Regions from separate parts of the Homo sapiens genome. Here regions 1 and 2 are each linked to region 3. The links are chromatin loops, found by intact Hi-C in ENCODE. Cell type or tissue: Caco-2. All regions are shown on one strand.

The links. Hi-C counts contacts between places; a loop is a spot of excess contacts. Peaks named below come from ENCODE experiments on the same cell type or tissue, not always from the same donor. Only the 100,000 strongest peaks of a DNase experiment are listed, where the experiment ranks them.
Region 1: it touches region 3 in a loop (14-fold over the local background); 12 of 110 quality-filtered maps call a loop at or near these places.
Region 2: it touches region 3 in a loop (8-fold over the local background); 2 of 110 quality-filtered maps call a loop at or near these places.

What each region holds. Positions count from the first base shown.
Region 1 is chr2:83,820,474-83,822,973 of GRCh38, reverse strand. No RefSeq gene overlaps it. Among named protein-coding and RNA genes, the nearest start is that of LINC01809, 300 kb to the right of the region's middle. In Caco-2, no CTCF peak of the experiment used is centred here; no DNase peak of the experiment used is centred here.
Region 2 is chr2:84,246,396-84,248,895 of GRCh38, reverse strand. All of the region lies in intron 1 of LOC107985905 (a long non-coding RNA gene), which reads left to right. Among named protein-coding and RNA genes, the nearest start is that of SUCLG1, 210 kb to the left of the region's middle. In Caco-2, no CTCF peak of the experiment used is centred here; a DNase peak (open chromatin) is centred at 1,127.
Region 3 is chr2:84,299,507-84,302,006 of GRCh38, reverse strand. All of the region lies in intron 1 of LOC107985905 (a long non-coding RNA gene), which reads left to right. Among named protein-coding and RNA genes, the nearest start is that of SUCLG1, 160 kb to the left of the region's middle. In Caco-2, no CTCF peak of the experiment used is centred here; a DNase peak (open chromatin) is centred at 1,526.

The sequences.
Region 1 (2,500 bases), 480 kb after region 3:
CCTTGGCTTCCCCAGTGCAATGGATTCCTACCTTTGAGGAGCCAGAAAACAAAGTCAAGTCCTGATACAAGTTTCCTAGAGTTAAAGTACACAGCCCAGGAGTTGGAAGCTGAATTTTGGCCCCTTAAAATCTTCCAGAAATAAAAACAGTCAGCTGAATCCATCTTATATCATGATCAAAGCCTCAAGGGCATCAAATTTGATAAAAGAAAAAAAATCCATCCAAAGATCAGCAACTTCAAAAATTGAAGAAGCATCAGCCCACACAAGAAGAGAAAGAACCAACACAAGAACCTTGACAACTCAAAAAGCCAGAGTGCCTTCTTTCCTCCAAATGACCACACCACATCTCCAGCAAGGGATCTGAATCAGGCTGAGATGGCTGAAATGACAGAAATAGAATTCAGAATATAGACAGGAATGAAGATAATTGAGGTGCAGGAGTATGCTGAAACCCAATCCAAGGAAGCTAAGAATCACAATAAAACAATTGCAGTAGATGGCAGACAAAGTAGCCAGATAGAAAAGAATGTAACAGACCTGATAGAGCCGAAAAGCATGGTACAAGAATTTCATAATGCAATCACAAGTATTAATAGCAGAATAGACCAAGCAGTGGAAAGAATCTTGGTGCTTGAAGACTGGCCCTGTGAAATAAGAGAATCAGACAAGAGGAGAGATAAAGGAACAAAAAGGAACAAACAGAACCTCTGAGAAATATGGGATTATGTAAAGAGACCAAATCTATGACTCATTGGTGTCTCTGAAAGAGATGGGAGAGTGTAAGCAACTTGGAAAACATATTTCAGGATATCATCCATGAGAACTTACCCAACCTAGGTAGAGAGGCCAGCATTAAAATTCAGGAAATGCAGAGAACCTCAGTAAGATACTTTACAAGATCATTACCAAGACACATAATCATCAGATTCTCCAAGGTTGAAATAAAAGAAAAAATGTTAAAGGCAGCTAGACAGAAAGGTCAGGTCACCTACAAAGCGATGCCCATTAGACCAACATAAGAGCAGACCTCTGAGTAGAAATCCTATGAGCCAGAGGAGATTAGGGGCCAATATTCAAATTATTATTTTTTATTTTTATTTTTTAGACAGAGGCTTGCTCTGTCACCCAGGCTGGAGTACAGTGGTGGATCTTGGCTCACTGCAACTTCCACTCCTGGGTTCAAGTGATTCTTCTGCCTCAGCCACCTGAGTAGCTGGGACTACAGGCACATGCCACCATGCCCGGCTAAATTTTGTATTTTTAGTAGAGATGGGGTTTCAACATGTTGTGGCCAGGCTAGTCTCCAACTCCTGATCTGCCTGCCTTGGACTCCCAAAGTGCTGGGATTATAGGCATGAGCCACCACGCCCAGACTCAACATTCTTTAAAAAAAAGAAATTCCATACCAGAATTTCATATTTGCCCAAACTTAGCTTTATAAGTGAAGGAGAGATAAGATGCTTTTCAGACAAGGAAATGGTGAGGGAATTTATTGCCACTAGACCTGCTTTACAGGAACTCCTGAAGTAAGCTCTAAATATGAAAAGGGAAAACCATTACCAGTCACTACAAAAACACACTTAAGTACACAGATAAGTGACACAATAAAGCAACCACACAAACAAGTCTGTATGATAACCAGCTAACATCTTGATGACAGGATCAAAGCCACATACATCAATACTAACTTTGAATATAAAGTGGCTAAATGCCCCAATTAAAAGGCACAAATGGCAAGCTGGATAAAGAACCAGGACCCATTATTGTACTGTCTTCAGGAGACGCATCTCACATGCAATGACACCCATAGGCTAAACATAAAGCAATGGAGAAAGATCTACCAAGCAAATAGAAAACAGAAAAAAGCAAGGGTGGCAATCCTAATTTCTCACAAGACAGACTTTAAACCTACAAAGGTCAAAAAAGAAAAAGAAGGGCATTACATAATGATAAAGGTTTCAATTCAACAAGGTGACCTAACTATCCTCAATATATATGCACCCAACACAGGAGCACCCATATTCATAAAGCAAATTCTTAGAGACTCTCAAAGAGACTTAGATTCCCAAATAATAATATTGGGAGACTTCAACACCACACTGACAGTATTAGAGAGGTTATCAAGGCATAAAAATAACAAGGATATTCAGGACAGGAACTCAGCACTGGATCAAATAGACCTGATAGACATCTACAGAACTCTCCACAGAAAACAACAGCATATACATTCTTCACATTGCCACATGTCACATACTCTAAAATCGATCACATAATTGGACATAAAACATTTCTCAGCAAATAGAAAAGTGCTGAAACTATAACAACTACTCTCTCAGACCACAGCACAATCAAATTAGAATTCAAGACTAAAAAAAAAATTCACTCTAAACCATAAAATTACATGAACATTGAATAACATGCTTCTGAATAACTTTTGGATAAATAATGAAATTAAGCCCAGACATGGTGGCTCATGCCTGTAATCCCAGCACTTGGG
Region 2 (2,500 bases), 53 kb after region 3:
TCTATCCTACATCCTATTCCTAAGAGTGGAGGAGCTGCTATTCTGAGTGTTCACAGGATGGAATTTTATCATTTGCAAGTACGGCCACAGTGTTTTGAAGGTCCACACTGCCTGTAGTAGTTACTTTGGAACTTCTTGCCCCTATAAGTGTACCGGTTCAGGCTCTTTTCTCATTCTTCACGTTGGTGTTCTCTGGGGTTCTCTCGATTGACCCCTGAGCATCTCCATTTGGTGTTGGAGGGGATGGAGTTATTTATGTTAGTGTGTGTGTATGTGTGTATGGAGGTAAAGACTCAAGATGAAAGCTTGGTCAGGTGTGGTAGCTCACGCCTGTAATCCCAGCACTTTGGGAGACCGAGGTGGGTGGATCACCTGAGGTCAGGAGTTAAAGACCAGCCTGGCCAACATGGTGAAACTCTGTCTCTACTAAAAGTACAAAAATTAGCTGAGCGTAGTGGCACATGCCTGTAATCCCAGCTACTTGGGAGGCTGAGGCAGGAGAATTGCTTGAACCTGGGAGGCAGAGGTTGCAGTGAGCCGAGATCGCACCACTGCACTCCAGCCAAGGCAACAGAGTGAGACTCTGTCAGGAGGCCGAGTTTGCAGTGAGCCAAGACTGTGCCACTGCACTCCAGCCTGGGTGATAGAGCAAGACTCTGTCTTAAAAAATAAAAAAATAAAAATAAAATAAAATAAACAAAACAGATGGAAGCACAAGCCATGTCCTCTGAGTTGGTTGTTATCAGAGAGCCCTGAATGGCTCCTTAGCTTGATACCATGTTGATATAGTCCAGACTCCATCAAGAAATCTTAATGTGATACATTTTCCATTGCTCTTTCACCTTGTGAAGAACTGAATGAATAAACGAATGAAGTAATGAAGCCAAACAAGGTGACTTTTGAGTTGCATCTTAAAGTGTGATTCGAATGTTTGACAATAATAGAAGAAGACATATTCCCTGTGTTGGAGAAGGGCTGGCCTGAGGCTAATCTGTCAAGTAGTTAGCCTGGTTGTCAGGGCTCCTATTTCCTGCTCGGTCATCTAGTTTCCTAATCCTGCCTTCAGGCTGTCTAGATTCTTCCAGTTGTTTTTATTCTATTAGTTTTTAGTACAGGATTAACCCCCACACACATTCCTTGTCTACCACTAAGGTGAAGCAAGTTCAATGTTTAAACAACTAGTGTATTTTGAAGCATGTGTCTGAGCCCGCAGGAGATACATTCCAGAGCTTTGTGGGGATGGGGAGTTAGAGGATCCCACTGGAGTCGTTGGCCTGTGGGGAGTAGGGTAGGGAGGGGCTTGGGCTATCTTTCCTTTTTATTGTAGAGGTGAGTTTCTAGGGTCTGATGTAAGCTCAAAAAAGTGGCTCTCTGCCTAACATACCATGTAGAGAAGAATGTCAACTTTCCCTGTGAAGAGTGATGAGGTCACAGGTGTGGGCATGAGGGCATCTGCCCATGTAGTGTGATCTGGAGGGTAACAAAGTCTTGTTGAAAAATCATCCCCCTGTTGGCCTACCATAGTGCTGGAATTGCCCACACTTCTCATCCTTGTGGATTTATGTACGTTTGGCAAAGCCCTTGTCAAAAAAATAATCAGGTTAACTGGGAGGTCACGTACAAGTAAATACCCTGATGAGGAATGGGAATATATAAACTCATGAACATCTAGGAAACACGGGCATGGGTTACTTGATAAAGCACTGTTACCTGTGTCTGACCCTAGGGAATGGAACACAGGTCTAGTCAGTTTTGGGAGGCTAATGTGTTGTCAGCGGGGGAATATGTGGAGATTCTGGGAAAGAGGAAGGGACATGAGGTTTTTTGGGTTTTTAGAGAATGAGTAAAGGGGAAAAGCACAAGAAAAGATGTCTAAATAGAAAGTGGGGCACTGATGACAATTTTTCCTAACTTCAGAATTTTTCCAACCTTTATTTTTTCTATGGCTATATGTATTTAAATAATTTAGGAGTGAACCAACAGCTCATCCTAAAGGGGAGACTTTAACTAATTGCATATTAGAATATATTAGATTACCAAAATGCTTATCTCAGGCTTGTAACAGACATCCATTCAGAGTAGGGAACTCTATAGATTAACTGTCTATACTACTTAAATAAATGAGATAATTGATATATATGTATATTCTTAAAATCACTCCATCATACCTACAGAAAAAGAAGATGATCCTTTATATTTGTGGCCTACATTTTGGTCTGTCACACACTTACTTTCTGTGCAAAAAGGAAGAACGAGGGTGATTATATGTCTTGTGATGGTTAATTTTATGTGTCTGCTTGACTGGGCTTAGAGATGCTCCAATAGCTGGTAAAATATTATTTCTAAGTGTATGAGGGTCTCAGACACACTCAGAAGAAAAAGGATCATCTTCTTTTTCTGTAGGTATTGTGGAGTGATTTTAAGGATATATATCAATTACCTCATTTATTTGGGTAGTATAGACAGTTAATTTATAGAGTTCACTACTCTGAATGGATGT
Region 3 (2,500 bases):
CCACCATGGAAAGCAATTCTGCCCAGCATGCTGGAGCATGAGAATGAAGGCACTGCAGCGAGCAGCCGGCACCAATTTCCAGGCATGTGAACCAGGCCATCTTCTAGCATCTCTCCCTGAGACAAGCGCCAGGTGGCTGCATCCATGTGAATGGCCTCTAGAGACAGCAGCAGAAGTGCTGCCCAGATGCTCCAGCCCAAATTGTTGGCCCAGAGTTGTGAGCAAATAAATGGTGATTGTGTTACGCTGCGAAGTTTTAGGTGGTTTGTTATGTAGGGGTAGAGAATGGATACAGAGATATTGGTAATGAGTTAACATAAAGAACAGGGGTGCATTGTCCCCTGAATGTCCTCTATTCTTCAATAGTTGTGACAATTTGCCTCCAGTGACCATTTAAGATGTTGACCATTGTGGCAAATGGTCACAGTTTATCTCAGGCTCTTTGCTGCCTGGATTAGTGTGCTTGGGCTGCCATAACAAACTGCCACAGGCTTAAATAACAGAAATTAATTTTTTCATAGTTCTGGAGGTTGCAAGTCTGAGATCCAGATGTCAGTCAAGTTGGCTTCTTCTAAGACCTCTCTCCTTGGCTTGTAGATGTCTGTCTTCTTCCAGTGTCTTCACACGGTCCTTTCTCTGTGTCATTTGGTATCCTAATCTCTTCTTCTTATAAGGACACCAGTCATACTGTATTAGGTCCCACCTATATGAACTCAACTTACCTTAATTACCTTTTAAAAGATGCTGCCTCCAAATATAGTCTGTACAGTCTGAGGTACTGGGGGTTAGAGTTTCAACACATAAAATTTGGGGGGGATATAATTCTGTCTAATCATTGCTTAAAGTCTAAGCACTAGCTTATTTTACCATCGACTCCTTGCCTACTGGTAGTTGAAGAAGTGATAGCAACGTGCTTGGACTGACCAACAATTAAGTAGCCAGGAATCATTCTGAGAAATACCCTTCCAGGTCTGCAAAAACCATAAAGCAATTTAGGGAGTTGAGGTCCCTATGTCACCTTCCTATCCAAGTACCATGCCTTTTCTGGCTGTTTGCTGGGGCCGTCTGAACATTTTCTGGAGGCTCACTGCAAAAGGCAAGTAGGGGCAGCCTGAGGTGGGAGTTTGGCAATCCGTAGAGGCTGCCGCAAGCTGGGACCACCTCTGCAGACGCTGTTGGATTCCTACTGTGGGAGATGTCCTCTTGCTAAGAGTAACACATTTCCTCTTGAGTAAGTGACAGGGTGGGAATATAGCTTTTGCCAAACTCTCAAATAGAAAAACAAACTCACATAATTTGGAGAGAAGGAATGTGCTTAAAATCTGATAATTAAATCTGGTCCCTTAGCAGCCAGCCCACACATGCAGACAGTGAAGGCAGAGGTCAGTGGAGGCGGTGGGATGGACACACAGATGTGTGTCTTTGGATGTTTACCTTGATTAATGGATACACATACAGCAAAGGAGGAATTTGGTGGAGGCGGTGGGATGGACACACAGATGTGTGTCTTTGGATGTTTACCTTGATTAATGGATACACATACAGCAAAGGAGGAATTTGGTGGAGGCGGTAAGACGGACACACAGATGTGTGTCTTTGGATGTTTACCTTGATTAATGGATACACATACAGCAAAGGAGGAATTTGGTGGAGGCGGTAAGATGGACACACAGATGTGTGTCTTTGGATGTTTACCTTGATTAATGGATACACATACAGCAAAGGAGGAATTTGGTTAATAGAATTATCTAGATTTCTGAAGTGTAATCAGTTAGTATTTATTGAACGTTTGCTGCCTGCGAAGCCCTGTATTACGGGTTGTGAAGAAAGATGCCAATCTGAACTCTTGCTGTTTAAATAATTTGAGATGCTTGAGTCAATGTTTCTGCCTAATTAAGTCTAAGTTAGCTTGCAAGACTGAACCTGATGACTGGCTTCTAGACAGCCTCAGGGTACTAATTCTTATTCCTAGTGATTATTGGTACAGGGCTGGAGCTGGCTGTGGAAAGATGATTGGGCTGCGTGTCAATGGATCCAATCCATTCTTTCATCTATTTATACACAACAAGCATTCATTGAAGATCTCATTGTGGATGCCAGACCTGTGTTATGCACCCTGAGATCTGCAGAGAATACTGAATCAGGGCTGCTGTGTCGGAGAGCTTAACCCCAGTAGGTTCTTTAGAGACTCAACCTAGAAGTTGCTCATTTGAGTAAATTCTTAAAAATAATAGCTCATGTCCTGTTACTTGTATTACTCTAAAAATGGACTTCAACTTACTAGAAGGATTCATATAAGTTAATACCAGTTAGGTTACATGAAATTTTATGTTATGTGTTCACTTGAATCATACATGTTTCATTGCATAACTATATATAATGATCATTCTCATTAATCAAGTCATTACTGTTACATGCCCATCCTTGCTTACATGTATATACAGGCACAATGACATAGAAACTGACCTGTATAAACATGTCTGTAAGAGAAGAGAAACTT